2 separate regions of the Mus musculus genome follow, and region 2 is linked to region 1. A link is a contact called in ENCODE Hi-C or POLR2A ChIA-PET data. All regions are on one chromosome and are shown on one strand. The core of a region is the stretch at or near the end of the contact, and the rest is flanking DNA. Distances in the headings are between cores, read along the strand shown. Region 1 holds the start of Rab3d (RAB3D, member RAS oncogene family). Region 2 holds the start of Ccdc151 (coiled-coil domain containing 151).

Region 1 (7,864 bases), core at 1,935-4,434:
TCTGTCACTCTCCCCAGCTTTCCCTGCTGCTTCTGAGCCTCACACTGGCCACCATCAATGCTCGCTGGCTTGAGGCTCGCACCACGGCTGTCATGCGGGCCCTGCAGAGCATAGAGAAAGAGCGGGGCCTGGGGACAGAGGTGCCAGGCAACTTCCAGGGCCCTGATCCCTACCGCCAGCTGCGGGACAAGGACCCCAAGTACAGTGCTCTACGCCGGAAGTTCTACCACTACCATGGCCTGTCTTCCCTCTGCAACCTGGGGTGCCTGCTGAGCAATGGGCTCTGCCTTGTGGGCCTTGCCCTGGGACTCAGGAGCCTCTAACACAGACCCTGTGTGTCAATAAATGCTTCTTTGGAGATGGCCATGGTCATTTTTTTCACCTCAGGAAAAGCCAGGGGTGTGTGTGTGTGTGTGTGTATACACATGTGTAGCACTCAGAGCCTCAGATTGCCCATACCTGGTGACATGACACATTGGAGTGTGAGCTATTGAAGTTCCAGCATGTCTCCTCTAACAGTGACCATATATTGTGTAACTTCTGTATACCTGGCTCAGCTCTACCCACTGCCCTTCCTGTGTGTTACTGCAGCAACAGCAGGTTCCCACCTCCCAGGCATAATCATATTTCCGATTCTGCCGACACTGGAAGTGACATTATGACTTTCTTTGGCTGATGAGATGTGAGCAGAAGTGTTTACTGGCTGGAGAGATGGCTCAGTGGTTAAGAGCACTGACTGCTCTTCCAGAGGACTTGAATTCAATTCCCAGAAACCACATGGTGGCTCACAACCATCTGTAATGGGATCTGATGCCCTCTTCTGGTGTGTCTGAAAGCAGTGACAGTGTACTCATATAAATAAAATAAATAAATCTTTTTTTAAAAGCGTTTACAAGACAGGCTAGAACATCTTTCCTTAGCCCCTAGCATCCATTCCGAGCTGTGAACCTGGGTGAGTGATATCCTGAAGTCTTTGGGGACTGCTTGTTTCTAGGAATAACTCAGCTCTTCCTAGCTAATACTCTCCGGCACAATTCATGTTAAATCTTTGGAGGCAGCTCTTGTTCCCTTAGGCATCTGAGTGAGCAGTGACGTTCAAGTTTCTGTGTGGTAATGGTGTGTGTGATAATGGTCTGTGTGTATGTGCTTTGAGGCAGGGTCTCTAGCTCAGGCTGACTTGGAATCCTGTGGCCCAAGTTGGCCTGAAACTTGAGAATTTTCCTGCCTCCACCTCTCATGTACTAAAATTACAGATAGGAGCTACTATATCAGTCTCTATATTTTTGAGACAGGCTCTTATTACTATGTAGCCAATCTGATTTAAAACTTACTATGTGACCCAGCTAGCCTCAAATTCATGGCAGTCCTCGTGTCTCAGCTTCCTAGTACTAGGATGACAGAAATACACCATTTCACCTGTTTAGACACACATGCAGATAACTTTGGAGATGGAGTCTCTTCTGAGTTCAGGCTGAACTTGAAGTTACTACATACCTGAGTATGACCTTGAACTCCTGATTTCTGTCTTCCTCTACCTCCCAAATTCTGGAATTACAAATGTTAGCTACCATACCTAAAAGTCTGATTTTTTTTTTTTTTTTTTTTTTTTTTTTGAGACAGGGTTTCTCTGTGTAGCCCTGGCTGTCCTGGAACTCACTTTGTAGACCAGGCTGGCTTCGAACTCAGAAATCCACCTGCCTTTGCCTCTTCCTCCCCAGTGCCAGGATTAAAGGCATGTGCCACCACACCCGGCTCTGTTTGATTTTTTACATTTATTTATTCTTTTGTTTATTGCATGTGGAGATCAGAGGACAACTTGTGGGAATTGGTTCTCCTTCTACTCTGTTGGTCCCTGAAACCCTCATATCAGGCTTAGTAGCAACTGAATTCGAAATCTTGCTGTGTGGACTCTGGCAAATATCTACTTTTCTTTGATCCTCAGTTTCCTTATTTATATATATGAATACACTGTAGCTGTCTTCAGGCACACCAGAAGAGGGCATCAGATCCCATCACAGATGGTTGTGAGCCACCATGTGGTTCCTGAGATTTGAACTCAGGACCTCTGGAAGAACAGTCAGTGCTCTTAACTGCTGAGCCATCTCTCCAGCCCCAGTTTCCTTATTTCTAAAACATGTTTTAACTCCAAGAGCCCTTAGGCATGTTGAACAGAAGAATCTAGCACCCTTTAGAGCCAGACTCCTCCCACGTGGAACGGGGATTATGCCTAGGATTCAGGCCAGCACTGGGGAGATAGAGTAACCACTCTCTATATAAGAAGCCTTGGGCTCCATCCCTAGCACCGTGTAAAGCAGCATGGCTTTGTACACCTTCAATCCCAGACCTTGGGAGGTGGAGCCAGGGGAATCAGTTCACATTTACTCTTGGTACTTAAGGAGTTTGAGGCAAGCCTGGAAAACAAACAAAAAAATTTTAATTTTTAGAATTTTAAATTTTATTTTACATGAGTGTTTTGTCTGCACCACGTGGGCTCTTGCAGTTTGATGAAGTAAGAAGGGTCAGGTCTCCTGGAACTGGAGTTATTAGACACCATGTGAGTCCTGAGACTCAAACTCATATCCTCAACAAGAACAAGTGATTTTAACCGCTGAGACATCTCTCCAGCCCCCAAAAGTAAAAGGAATAAAACTATGGTTACACTAATCTTGTTATGAACCACTCGACAGAGGGAAACATTGAGGTTGAGAGAGGTTAAATATGTCAGGAGTCACAGTCCTAGAAAGGGGAGATGGGAATAGAACTCAGCTGCTGAGGTTTTCCTGTTAACACAGAATGCATAGAAAATGTTTTCTACCTCTAGTTAGGAAAGAGAGGCTCTGATGGGACTTAATGCCTCTTCCCGCTCCTCTGGGCTCTAGCTCAGGACCACAGACTTGCACTCCCAGATCCCTACCACCCCTCTCCTACCATACTACCAGGTCCCATCCTCTCAACTCCCTGCCCACCTCTGACGCCTCTTGAGGTGGCCCCGCCCCTGCCAGACCCCACCTCCGCCTGCAAGGCTCGCCCACTCAGCTAGGACTTTTGTGGCGTCCAAGCCTCCGACAGGCCACGCCCATCTCCTGGCTCCGTTGGCGGCGCCCACACCCGTAAGACCACGCCCACCGCCGGGCGCCAACTCTCAAGGCGCCCCGCCCCTTCTAGGCCCCACCCGCTCACCTCGCCTAGTCTTCTGCGGCCTCGCCCCCTCCGCCTGGGCGGAGCCGGCGCGGGATCCGGGTGTCAGTGTTGGCAGCGCCGGCAGCTGTGGGGCGAGGGTCGCAGCCCTGTGCGGGGCCGTAGCAACTTCGTGGGCGGATCCTGGTGTGCAAGGCGGGACCCGAGGTGAGCCCAGGAGCGAGTGCACCTGCCAACCCGCTGATACGCGCGTGCACTATGACAGGGTTGAACTGGGGTCCGCGCGAGCCTGGGTCCCGCACCCCCTGTCAGTGCTGCTGGCTCTTCTGGGTTCCCCGCACCCGGCAAGCTCTGCGAACGGTGGCGGGGTGGGCGAGAAGCCCAGCTTGGGGCCGAGCGACGGCGCCATATGGTGATGGGGGAGGCACTTGCTGGTGCACGCAGTGCAGTGACTGTTCGGGTGCCAACCTTGAGGGCTAGGGGACCCCTAGATGGCCCAGAAGAGAAGCCGTGGTGGGGCGGGGGCCAGCCTGGAGGCCCTGCCCGACGGACGCCTCAAACCCGTTCTCCCGGAACACAGGGTGGGGTTGGCTGCGTTCTCCTTAGAAATGCACGGAGTAGAGAAACAGAAAACACCGAAGGCCATTGAGAAATACTTTTGCTTGGGCTTCGGAGAGCAGCTCTAAGCTAGACAGCTGGAGAAAGCAAAGTGGGGGCGGGGGTGGGGGAGAGCTTGGAAGAACACCCTAGATTTGGATAAAACAGAATGCTGGAGTGTGGGAAGATATAAACAGGAGGATATGGGGTGGTGGGTTTTGCAGTCATTAAGTGGCTAGGATAATTCTCTTGGATTTGATGACTTTCAGTCCTGTCTTTGTGGACCATGGCTGGGGTGAGTCAGCTTTGGCCAAGAGGGAGCCAGGCCCGGCCCCTTTGACAAATAAAATGGTAGATACCCACTTGGGAGCCTAACTGGGCCTTTAAACCTTATGTTATATATATAGAAATTACCCTCACCCTGGGAGACAGGGAAAGGGTTACAGTGGATTTGGAGAGGACAGGACAGCACCCCAGAGGCAAGCACCAGCTAAATTCAACATCCAAGCCTTGATGGAAGGGGCTCTGTCTAGCTGGCAGTCACACACACACCTACACACCTGGCCATACCAGCTGCTTGCACTGGGCAAAGTCCAGCTTGCAGCCCGTGCAACTTCCTCACCACCACGGCCCCCCAGCCCCAACTGGCCCTGAGTTTTCACCTGTTACCTGGTCCTGCACCTGAAGGGAGAAGATCTGAACCTTCCACTATAAAGGTTCCATATTTCTTTCCTTTTTCTCTTTCTCTCTCTCTGTCCCTCTCTCTTTCTTTTTTCCTTCCTTCCTTCCTTCCTCCCTTCCTTTCTTTCTGAGACAAGTTCTCATATAACCCACCCCAGTTTGGTAAGGAACTTCCAATGTAACGCAGGATGGCTTTGAACGCCTGGTACTCTGTTTCCACTCTGTAGTGCTGAAATTACAGGTGTGCACATCACACCTGGTTTGCTGGGTGCTGGGGCTGAAAACGCAGGTGAGTGCTCTACTCCCCAGCCCTCAGCCTCACCTTTGTGTAAAGATTAAATAGCAACCACAGCCCTCTCACTGTGGTGTTTCTTTCTTATGCACAGCTGTGTCTCTTCAGAGACCCATGCCTGGTGCAGAGACTCAGCAGAAGTTTGTTGATGAATACCACAAGGATCATTAAGAAGGGCACAGTGGTGCACACCTGTAATCCACAGCTCCAGAGGCAGGGATCCACCACATGGGGAGTTTGAGGTCAGCCTGAGCTACCTGAGATCTTTCCTTAAAGAATAAAAGTGGAAAAAATGAGAAGGAGTAGAGAGATGGCTCAGCTGCTAAGAGCAGTTCTTTCAGACAACCTGACTTAGATTCTCAGAGCCCAGGTCAGGCAGTTTACAGCTGCCTCTAACTACAGCCCCGAGGTGGAGCCACGTCCCTGTCAACCCCATACACCAGTCACATATGCAGCCTTAGTCTTACTCCAGAGTGAGACCTTGTCTCAATAAATAAATAAAAATAAATAAAACTTTAAAACTAGGGCTAGGGGATGGCTTTGCAGGAAAAGGCACTTGCTGCCCAGCCTGATGACCTGCGTTTGATCCCAGATCCACGTGTCGGAAGATGTGATTCTTGAAACCAATGGACCCATAGACTCACCCTTACGGAAGCTGCCCTCTTACAGGAGTCCCCTCTTTGACATCAGGATTTCTGGTCTCCCCTCCAAGCAGATCCCACTGAGATGGCATCCGCTAGTGAGCCCCCTGCCAGCCCAAGAGACGCTGCTGACCAGAACTTTGACTACATGTTCAAACTGCTCTTGATCGGGAACAGCAGCGTGGGCAAGACATCCTTCCTGTTCCGCTATGCCGATGACTCCTTCACCCCTGCCTTCGTGAGCACAGTGGGCATCGACTTCAAGGTCAAGACGGTCTACCGACATGACAAGAGGATCAAGCTGCAGATTTGGGTGGGCTGAGTAGTCATGTGGGGAGTGGGAGGGCAGTCAGTAGAAAACCCCAGCACACACACACACAGAACAGCTTGGGGCCGGGAGGCGTCTTTTATCCCTGAGGGAAGTCCACCAGGGTGTGGGAGCATACCTCCCCAGAGCATCCTGGGGAGGCACAAGGTGGACAGAAGGTACTTCTTGGAAGTATCAGTGACTAGTGAGGTATCATTTGGGAACCATCTTGACTCCCATGGGGCTGCCAGGCTCAGTGCTACATCCTGTCCCTAGTCCGGTTGTTGATATCATTACGGTGACAAAGGGACCAGAAGCAGATCAAGATGATGGCCCGAGGCCCAGATGGCTCTTCTTTGTGACTGTTACATGGGTTCTCGGAAACCAGGTTAGGAAGCTCATAGATGAGGGACAGCCCTGCACAGTGGAGTCCGTCCAGGGAAGAGCTGAGTCAGAACTGAGTTTTCAAGATGGGACACGGGGGCTGGTGCTACACGGCCGGCAATGCGCATCAGACTGGGCCATGAGGGAACACCAGTATTCCTCCAATCAGATTGGACTGTGAGGGCAGGGCCATACCTCTCTGTCACACTAGGCCTGTGAAGGGAACACCACTCTTCTCCTATCAGATTGGGCCGCAAGAGTAGACCTGTGTCCCTTTCAGGGTCCCGCAGAGTCAGGTGGGGAGCAGGTGGCCCCTACCTAGCTGACTGACTGCTGTTTGCCCAGGACACAGCAGGCCAGGAGCGCTACCGGACAATCACCACGGCCTACTATCGCGGAGCTATGGGTTTCCTGCTCATGTATGACATCGCCAACCAGGAGTCCTTCACCGCGGTGCAGGACTGGTAAGCACTGGCCAACCACTGACATGCCACGCGTGGGCTTTCATTCTCCCCCTCCCGATCCTAACCTCACTCTCAATGTCTACAACTCTCCAGGGCTACGCAGATCAAAACCTATTCCTGGGACAATGCCCAGGTAATCCTCGTGGGGAACAAGTGTGACCTGGAAGACGAACGGGTCGTACCTGCTGAGGATGGCCGGAGGCTCGCCGATGATCTTGGTTAGTGCCCAACCTCCTAGCTCCATACCCTGTCTTCACCCTTGAATCCCAGTCCCACAGTGGTTACATGAGGATCTCGGGGCAGAGGGATACCAATGTGTTGGGGCTAGGGAGATGGCTTAGTGAGTAAGGGAGTAAGAATGCTTCTGTTGTACAAACATGAGGCTCTGGTTTAGAGTCCCCAGCACCAGCATAAAACACACACACACTCTCGAGCACACACATGCACACGCACACCTCCATGCCTGTAACCCCTGCACTGTGGAGGACTGGGATGAGAATCACTGGTACTTGCTGGCTGCCCTGGTAGCTTTAGGTACAGTGAGAGACCCTGTCTCAATGGAGTGTGCCTCCAGTAGAGACTCATATACCTGCACACAGATGTGCACATACACCAAACACATACTCCAAGATAGCCCATAGACATACCCATATATAAGCTGTGTTTTGGGGGATATATACCCCTTCCTGGGAACCTAGCTGTTTGACCTTGGAGACCTCTTATTTTTCTTTTTAACTTCTATAACAGATATTAACATGCCATAGTTTTTGTTTTTGTTGTTGTTTTGAGACAGGGTCTCACTGTTTTATATTGGCATGGAACTCAGTTATGTAGGCAAGGCTAGCCTCAACATCACAAGGGACCCACTTGCCTCTGCCTCCCAAATGCTGGGATTAAAGGCTTGTACTTACATGCCCAGCATCTACTACCTATCTTCTATGCATTCTGGAACTGGAGTGAAGTGATTCTGGTTTTTTGTTTGTTTGTTTGTTTGTTTGGTTGGTTGGTTGGTTGGTTGGGTTAGTTTGGTTTGGTTTGGTCTGGGGAGCTGAACCCGGGGCTGCCTTCACATTAAACAGACACCCTACCACTGAGCAACACCACCAACCTAGGCTTGTCATTGTTTGTTTGTTTGGACAGTCTCACTAGCCACACTGAACTGTGAACTCCTGACCCCTCTGTCTTAACCTCCCAGATTGCTGGAACTGCAGGCTTCCCCTTCATGCAGGATATCGATTTGTTGTAAGATTCCCTGTGAAGATCCACGTGTAGTGGCTCTCACCTAAATTATACCTAAATGCTTCAGGAACTTGCAACCAAATTGCAGGTAACCTTCACCTCGGGATACATAATGAAACAT
Region 2 (7,864 bases), core at 3,532-6,031, 84 kb before region 1:
GCAGAGGTGGGTGAAGCTCTGTGAGTTTGTGGGCAGCCAGAGCCACACACTGAGACTATGCCTCAAAATAAATAAATTTAAAGGGGGGATGGGGAGAAAGTGACAACAAAAAGTAGCCCAGGCAAGCTCTGGGAGCCAGGCCTTAGCTGCCTCAGCCCTTGTGTGATGCTTTCCTGCCAGGGTTAGGACCAGGACCTGCTCCTCTCCCCTCAGGTAACACAGAAGTTACACAGAGCTAACCTCATCAACTTGGCTCCCCAGATGCCCAGGATTTGAAAGGGCAATCACTGCCCACTGAACTTAGCAGGGGCCTGCCAGCCTCCTCAACTCAAAGATATTTTCCAATCCCATGAGTGGGAGAGAAGAGCCTGCAATCTCTCTTGGACAGACAGAGTTGGAGTCCCGTTTTTGCACACTGGGCTTGCTTACCACACTGAGTCAATATAGCATTCTCTATTAAAATTAAGCTTGAGAGCTTTCCCCAGAACTAGGGTATTGATAACCACTAGCCCAGGTTACAGACAGTGGGGCTGGGGGTACAAAGAGATCTTTCTGTCTCTAGGAGTTAACACTTCTGTCTTATTAGCTGAAAGCTTCACACTTGGGAAATGCTCAGCCAACCACTCCACATGAACTAAGGCAGACAAGAGCTCATCACAGCCCAACATTCAATGTTCACTCTACCGCATTTGCCTGCCCGTCACTCAGAGACCCCAGGCCCAAGAGGTTGTACCCACACATCTCTCTGGTCCCTCACCTGCTTTTCTTCCCGGGCTGTCTTCCACTCCTCAATGAGAATCTTCTTCAGGCGGAACCCTTCACGGGTGACTTCCGCCAGCTGCTGCAGGGACTCTTTTTCCTTGCGACCCTTCTCTCTGGGGTTGACACACACAAGTACCACTAAAGACACTCAGGCCCCAGCAGGTTTTCCTTTTCCAGAAGGCTGGGTGACCTGCCAACTCCAGCCACATCCTCCCCATGAACGATGGTGAGAAAGGGAAGTCACAGAAAGGACCCCCCTCAGCCTGCCCCTCCAGGTGCTTCTGACCAAAAAGGCCTCGGATCTGTCCCTAAGAAGACAGAGAGCACACAAAGCTTGCCTGTCCTTAGGACTACAGGACTGTCTAGGAAGTGGTGAGGAACAGGTTTGGAGGTTAGACCCCAAAGTGACCAAGAGGTGGAAGAATAAAACCCAGAGACTCAGGCTGGTCACCCACAGGCTCAGGCTGGTCATACAGGCGCACACCTTTAACCCCAGCACTTGGAAGACAGATCTCTGTGAGTTTGAGGCCAGCCTGGTCTATGTGGTAAGCACCAAGCCAGCCAAGGCCTCAGAGTAAGACCCTGTCTCATAACAAAACAAAAAGGCAAAACCAAAACCAAGAGCCAGAGATCTGTCAGGTGTGCTGACAATTACATCTGTCATTCTTGCACTCAGAATAGACAAGCAAGAAGAACAGCAATTCACGGTTATAACGGCCAGCCAAGCAAGCCTGAGGCTAGTCTGGGCTCCATGAGCCCCCCAAAATAAATCAAAGCCCAATAGGGCAGCATATAGCTGTGTTCCCAGTAACTGGAGGAGGGGCAGAAGGGTCATCTACAAGTTCCAGGCCACCCAAGAGGAGCCTGACACCATTCTCAAAAAGCAAAGCAGGCTGGGCAGATGGCTTGGTGAGTAAGAAAGCATGGTATATAAGCTTGAGGGCCTGAGTTCAAATCCCCAGCACCCACCACAAAAAGCTAGTTGTGGCCATACAGCTAGAACCCCAGGCTTAGGTGGGGTGGAGACAGGGGATTGCTAGAGCTTGCTGGCAACCAGCCTAGCTTAAGAGTTAGTGTAAGACTGTCTCGAGGAATAAAGAGGGAAAGAGAGCAAGAAACCCAACATGTCCTGTCAGCATCCACATGCACACGTCTGTACACGTGTGCTTACTTTACACTTATACATGTACCACACAAACATTCAAAAAAAGAGACTGAAAAAAAAAAAACAAGTACTGAGACTTTAACCTAACTAGAGCTCAGCTTCAATCACGAGTCATCTGTCTTCCTGCACTTACTGTGTCGTTTCGTCCAGGGTTTTTGTTTGTCTGTCTGTTTTGAGACAGGTTCTCTGGCAAGCCAGGCTTCAGACTCACTATGTGAGCCAAGGGTGCTCTTGAGCTGTGATTACAAGCCTTCACCCCCATCTCCCATTTATAAACAGGTAAACAATCTCAACTACCTCAGACCTAGAGGGAACGCTGGTAATGTGGGATCCCAAGGGGCATGGCCATTGGAGTCACAAAAGAATGGAAGGAGCCGTGGGGGCGCACGCTTATAGGAGGTTAAGGAAGGAGGCGCTGACTGGGCCCCCAGAGGAAGAGCCTGTATCTCTAAAGAAACTAGGGAGGAGCTGGAGAGACTTCACTAGCTGATCTTCCTTCCAGAGGACCTGAGTCTGGACTCTAACTCCAGCTCCAGGGGGTCACACGCCCTCCCCTGACCTCAGCAGATGCTACCCCTCTCACACGCACATAACATAAAAGTAAACCTGCCTCCCTAGTGCTGGGCCTGCAGACCTGTGCCGCCACACTCAGTAAGTGACAATCTTAAAAGGCAAAGGCGAGGTGAAAAAGTAAGCGGACAGGGAAGCAGCCTGACTTCCAGGTAGGGGCCCCACCCACCTGCAGGTGTTCTCGCAGACCGTGCCGCTGTTGTACTCGTCTGTGCCATCACAGCAGTCTGAAGCAAAGGTAAGGGCCAAGAGCAGAGTGGGTGAGGTCTCCCCCTGGCTGGCCCGACCTTCCCCAGATCCTGGGAGGACCCGCACTGCACTTACCACATACCCCATCATTGACCCGGCTGGAGAGGATGTACAAGGGCTTGTACCCAGTGTTGGTGCAGTGAAAGCTGCCATTGGGACAAGCAGCTGTGCCTACAGGAAAAAAAAAAAGTTTGATGCGTGTTCCCCACGCCACATTTGTTTGTGGGGGGCTCCAGCAAAGTAAGTGTAACTCGGGTGTGGTGGTGCACGTCTGTAATCCCAGCACTCTGGTGGTGATCACAGGATAACCCGTGGTCCAGGTCATTCTCAGCTACACTGTGTGCTCAAGGCCAGGCTGGGCCACCAGAGACTGTGTCTCCAGAACAAAAATAAACTAAAGCACAACCAAGAAGAAACTGTATCTTCAGGGGCCAGCAACACAATCCTCCAGTATTCCCCAGCTTCTCCGGAGGCCCTTCAAAAAGGCCAGGCAACTCCCCTCCACTCCTCTTTGCCTTCATCAATCCCTAGAAGGCCATTCAGTTTCCCTCCTCCTCCCACTTCTGAGAGGGTCTTCTGTTGGCTCTTCCTGACTCGAAACCTCACCTCCTCCTGAATGCCATTCATGGTTCCTGCAATGACATTTGCTGACTTGGTCATACACCTGGACATTTGTTCCTTTGATAGGGAATGGAAACCAGGACTGGCACCTACAAACACTGCCCCTCAGCTAATCCAAGCCAACAGGGATCTTGTTTCTGTGCCTGCTTCTGCTCACTGAGCAGGAAGCAACAGGAGAGTGAGATCCAAGTTCTTTGGGGCATCTGCGCTTAGCAGGCTCATTTAATGGGCGATGGGCAAATGCAAACGCTCACCAGGCTCATCTGAACCGTCCTTACAGTCGCAGTAGTCGTCGTTCACCTGATCGAATGGGATGGTGGCTGTGCCGTCCAAACAGGTGAAAGGTTTAGATTCTTCATAGAAGTGATGGTCTGGTGAGGGAAACAAGAAGCTCTGCTCAGATCTTAAATAAATATTACCTCTGTCCCACTCACTCACCAGCTGAAATGCTACGGGAAACGGAGGAAAAAGGCTGAAACGCCCCTCCCGATGCACAAAGAAGAGACTCACTGCTGAGGGAAACGCCCCGGGGTCTCTTAACTTCTACAGCCCAACAGAGGGGTAGTAGTAGTAGCAGCAGCAGCAGCATCCCGTCCGGGCCGAGACCGGAAGTGTGTTATGCGGCAGGAAGATACGCGATGGCCTCTCACTGTAGGAAAGAATGAAGAAGCATCTAATCATTGGGAGAAGGCAGCTTACCCAAGACCGGCCTCACCACTGCTTCCGGAAAAGGAGGGCACAATCGGAGTTGGAAGTGCAAGGGCAAGGGGCGTCTCTCCGCCCCGAGCCAGTGGAAGAGTCTCAAAGTGAACTCAAAACCATAGGTCTCTCGGTAAAGAGGTGAAATGGGCAACTCCCGCCAAAGGTTCAAAGGATTTACGATCCCTCCACACCACCCACCCTGCTGCAACCTATAAGAAACTAGGGTGCCTTCCTCCCATCGCTACTTCATCACCTACGCGAGGTAGAGGCAAAGGTCAATAGCCACCACACCAGGTTAGCTCAGCAGCCACGGTTCCTGCAGTAGAATAAGAGAACGGAACGCTCCGGATACGTCACTTCCGTTTTGCTCATCCCTCTTGGCGAACGGCAACTCCGGGACGCCATGTTAGGAGTGGCAAGAGTGCGTGTGCGGGCGCTGAGGCGGCCATCTTGAGTAGGAACATGAAGACCTAACCTTAGAACAGATCGGAAGTGTAGCGCTTAATGGCGGCGTAACGTGCCTCCATCTTGGGAGTGGCGGGTTACTGGCCACTGCCAGCGAACACGCAGGCGTCACGTGACCGCTACGCTCGCGCCTCTCTTTCGCTGGGCCTCTTTGTGGGACCGCCCCTCCGAACCGAGTCAGCCAATAAGAGCAGTGGAGTGTAACGCGGGCGGTTTCCTTGGGAACGTGGGCGGGGGGAGGAAGTTACTTAGCAACCGGGAGATGCTAAGAGGCCCGCAGCCAGGCAGTTAGCAGAAGTGCATTCCCAGAGCCTAGGGAACCAGCGTTTAGGATCCTGGATTATAGAGGCCAACTTGTAGTTATTCTCCTACCCCTTAGAGGCTTCCCGACCTTAACCCGATCACCATGACGTCCCCCCTGTGCTGGGCAGCCGCGACCACCACGGTGACTAGCCCGGAGCAAGCTCCAGCGCCCTCTTCCAAAGCCAAAGGCAGTAAGGTTCACCGAAGCAAGTCTATGGGCCGGGCACAGGCCTGGCCTGCACATCATCCCAAGTCAGCAACCTCCTTCCATGCAATGAAGTCTTCTGTGCACGCACAGGTGCTTGAGTTACAAAGAAAAATCCAACTGTTAGGTAAGTATGGCTGCAGACTGCACCGAAGGATCCGGGATCAACCGTGCCCACCAGGTCTTCTGAGTAGGCGCTATGTGTTTCTCCAGCACGAGTCTATGTGACCAACTTGAAACAAACACTCAAATCTTATCTTTCTTTCCCATTTCTTTGTACTATTACCTCTTCTAATGTGCATATGGGTGAGTGAAAAGCACAGATTCTAGAGTTTGTTTTTCTTTATTTATTGTTCTGTTTTGCGTTTCTGTGGGCAGAGTGCAGTACTCTCAGATGCCAGGAGAAGGCATTGGATCCCTTGGAGCTAGAGTTACAGGTGTTTATGAGCTGACCAATGTGGGTGCTTGAGACTAACAACCTTCCTCGCTCTGCAGGAGCAGCAAATGTCCTTAACCACTGAGCCATTATCCCTCCCACCCAAATTTTATTTATTTATTAAATTATTTTTGAGAGTTAGCCTCATGTGGCCCAGGCTAGCTTGAACTCAAAGGAGACCTAGCTCCACCTTTTTGGGTGATTGGCATGTGCCACCATGCGGGCATCATGCGGTGCTGAGGCTGGAACCCAGGGCTCTATTCATGCTACTCAAGCACTTTGCTGAGTTATATCTTCAGCCCAAAGAGAGTTTGTTTCTCTGGGGTCTGAATCCTTGCTCTGCATAAAAGTTGTTTGATCTTGGGGAACTTAGAGTCATCTAATTGTACTCAGTTTTTCCACCTGTAAAATGGGCATAGTAACTGCACAGGTAGTACTTGACATTCATAAAATGCTCATATAGTGCATTGTTAAGTAGTAGAAAGTAAAAACTAGTGGCTTCCCTGGAGGGGGAGGAGATAATGCTGCCCTTCCCAGAGACTATTTAGCAATGTCTGCAGACTTTTTTATCATTTTGCTGAATGCAGGAGGGTACTACTCCAGTTTATTAGGCATAGGCGAGGAGAAGGCTTTACATGTTATTAGGCCTAATACAGCCCCCACAGCAAAGAATTATCAAGACCAAATATTGCTTATGCCACAGTTTGGAAAAGCCTACTGTGATTTTGCTCATATTATTAAGAAGAAATCTTAAACCTGATAGTGGTGACATACGTCTTTTTTCTCAGTACTCAGCATGCAGGAGGCAGAGGCAGGCAGATCTCTGAGTTCAAGGCCAACCTTGTCTATAGAGTGAGTTCCAGGACAGCTAGGGCTACAAAGAGAAACCCTGTCTCAAAAAAAAAATGAAAATAAATAAATACATAAAAAATAAAAATACTGTAAATTAGACATGGTGGCCCATGTCTGTATTGAACACTTGGGAGGCTACGGTTGGATGATTGGCATTCGTTTGAGGACAGTATTGAGTATCTAGTGAGTTAAAAGCTAACCTGGGCTACAGAGTAAGACTCTGTCTGAAAAAAAAGAAAGAGAGGAAAGAGAGGAAAGAACAAGGAAATGTAGGTCGGCAAGATGTCTCATCAAATGAGGACATTGCTACCAAGCCTGATGACCTGAGTTTAGTCTCCTGGGACCTTGAATTTCTGATCCTCCTGCCTTTACCTTTCTCATGCTAAGAGAAAAAGGTATGATCAAGCATGCTACCTGATTTATAGGATGCTAGAGATTGATATTTTTATCCCATAATAAAAGAAAGTTAGGGGCTGGAGAGACAATGTTGTTGGTTCTGTTTGTTTGTTTGGAGACAAGGTCTCTGAAGGTAGCCTTGGCTGCCCTGGAACTTGATTTGTAGGCTTGGCTGGCCTTGAATTTAGAAACCTGCCTGCCAAGGTCTTCTGAGTGTTGAGGCTGAAGTCGCGCCTCCACACCGGATTGCTTATTCATTTTGTTCTGCTCATTGCTCAAGATCACACTCAGGGCCTCATACAGACGAGGCATGATCTACAGCCGTCACTATATGGGTTTGCTCTTTTAAAAAAATACTTTTTTATCTTATGCGTGTGAATGTTTTGCCTAAATGTATGTCTGTGTACCATGTGTGTTCCTGGTGCCTTTGAAGGTAGGAAAAGAGTATCAGATCCCCTGGAAATGAAGTTACAGACCATTGTGAACTGCCTTGTGGGTGCTGGGAATCAACCTCTGGTAAAGCTGGCCTCTTAACTACTGAGCCATTTCTCCGGTCCCTGATTTTTGCTTTTTGTTTGTTTATCTTTTGTTTTCTGAGACAGGATCTTATTGTATAGCCCTGGCTAGCCTCCAACTCACAGAGATCTGCCTGCCTTTGCCTGCTAAGTGACCCACCACATCTATTTAGCTCATAAGGTTTTTGATTGATGTGGAATACTTATACATGTTTATGGGATGCAGAGTTGTATTATAGAACACTGTATCATAACTAGATTGTGGTAATTGGCGTTGTCATCATCAGACATCACTGATATTATTGTGTGGGGCATATAATCCTTTGTATAGCTATTTGGAAACACATGAGATGTTTTCTGCTGTTATTATTCTACTATGCCTTAGGGCATCAGAATTCATCCCATGTGTACCCTCTCTCAACAGTCAGGGACCATTACACTGGCTTTGTGGTGTATACCAGGAGGCTGAGACTGAGGCTGAGGCAGGAGGACCCAGGTAGCCTGAGCTACGTACTGAGACCCTATTTAAGGAAACCAAGCAAAAGATGGATTGCAAAAGAGTTTGAGTACCAGGAATGGTGGGGCACACCTAGCATCTCAACACTTGGGACTTGGAGACAGAA

What was found. Hi-C counts contacts between places; a loop is a spot of excess contacts on that map. ChIA-PET counts read pairs that join two places held with the same protein, here RNA polymerase II (POLR2A).
Region 2: a loop to region 1 is called in a map of regulatory T cell, with 2.1 times the contacts of the local background. The contact joins the promoter of Ccdc151 here to the promoter of Rab3d in region 1. A Hi-C loop is called at or near these places in 1 of 37 maps with a recorded cell type or tissue (regulatory T cell). POLR2A ChIA-PET finds 5 or more read pairs at or near these places in 2 of 5 experiments (Patski and embryonic stem cell).

The regions. Positions count from the first base shown.
Region 1 is chr9:21,913,503-21,921,366 of GRCm38, reverse strand. It overlaps Rab3d (RAB3D, member RAS oncogene family), which reads left to right and starts at 3,184. Exons shown (of 5, transcript NM_001324531.1): 1 at 3,184-3,345; 2 at 5,424-5,662; 3 at 6,386-6,504; 4 at 6,598-6,722. The coding sequence starts at 5,435. Tmem205 (transmembrane protein 205) reads left to right here. Exons shown (of 4, transcript NM_178577.5): 4 at 18-358. The coding sequence ends at 323.
Region 2 is chr9:21,999,551-22,007,414 of GRCm38, reverse strand. Ccdc151 (coiled-coil domain containing 151) reads left to right here and starts at 4,781. Exons shown (of 13, transcript NM_029939.3): 1 at 4,781-5,169. The coding sequence starts at 4,941. It overlaps Prkcsh (protein kinase C substrate 80K-H), which reads right to left and starts at 4,427. Exons shown (of 18, transcript NM_008925.2): 1 at 4,327-4,427; 2 at 3,878-4,016; 3 at 3,622-3,738; 4 at 2,822-2,917; 5 at 2,667-2,724; 6 at 758-875. The coding sequence starts at 3,956.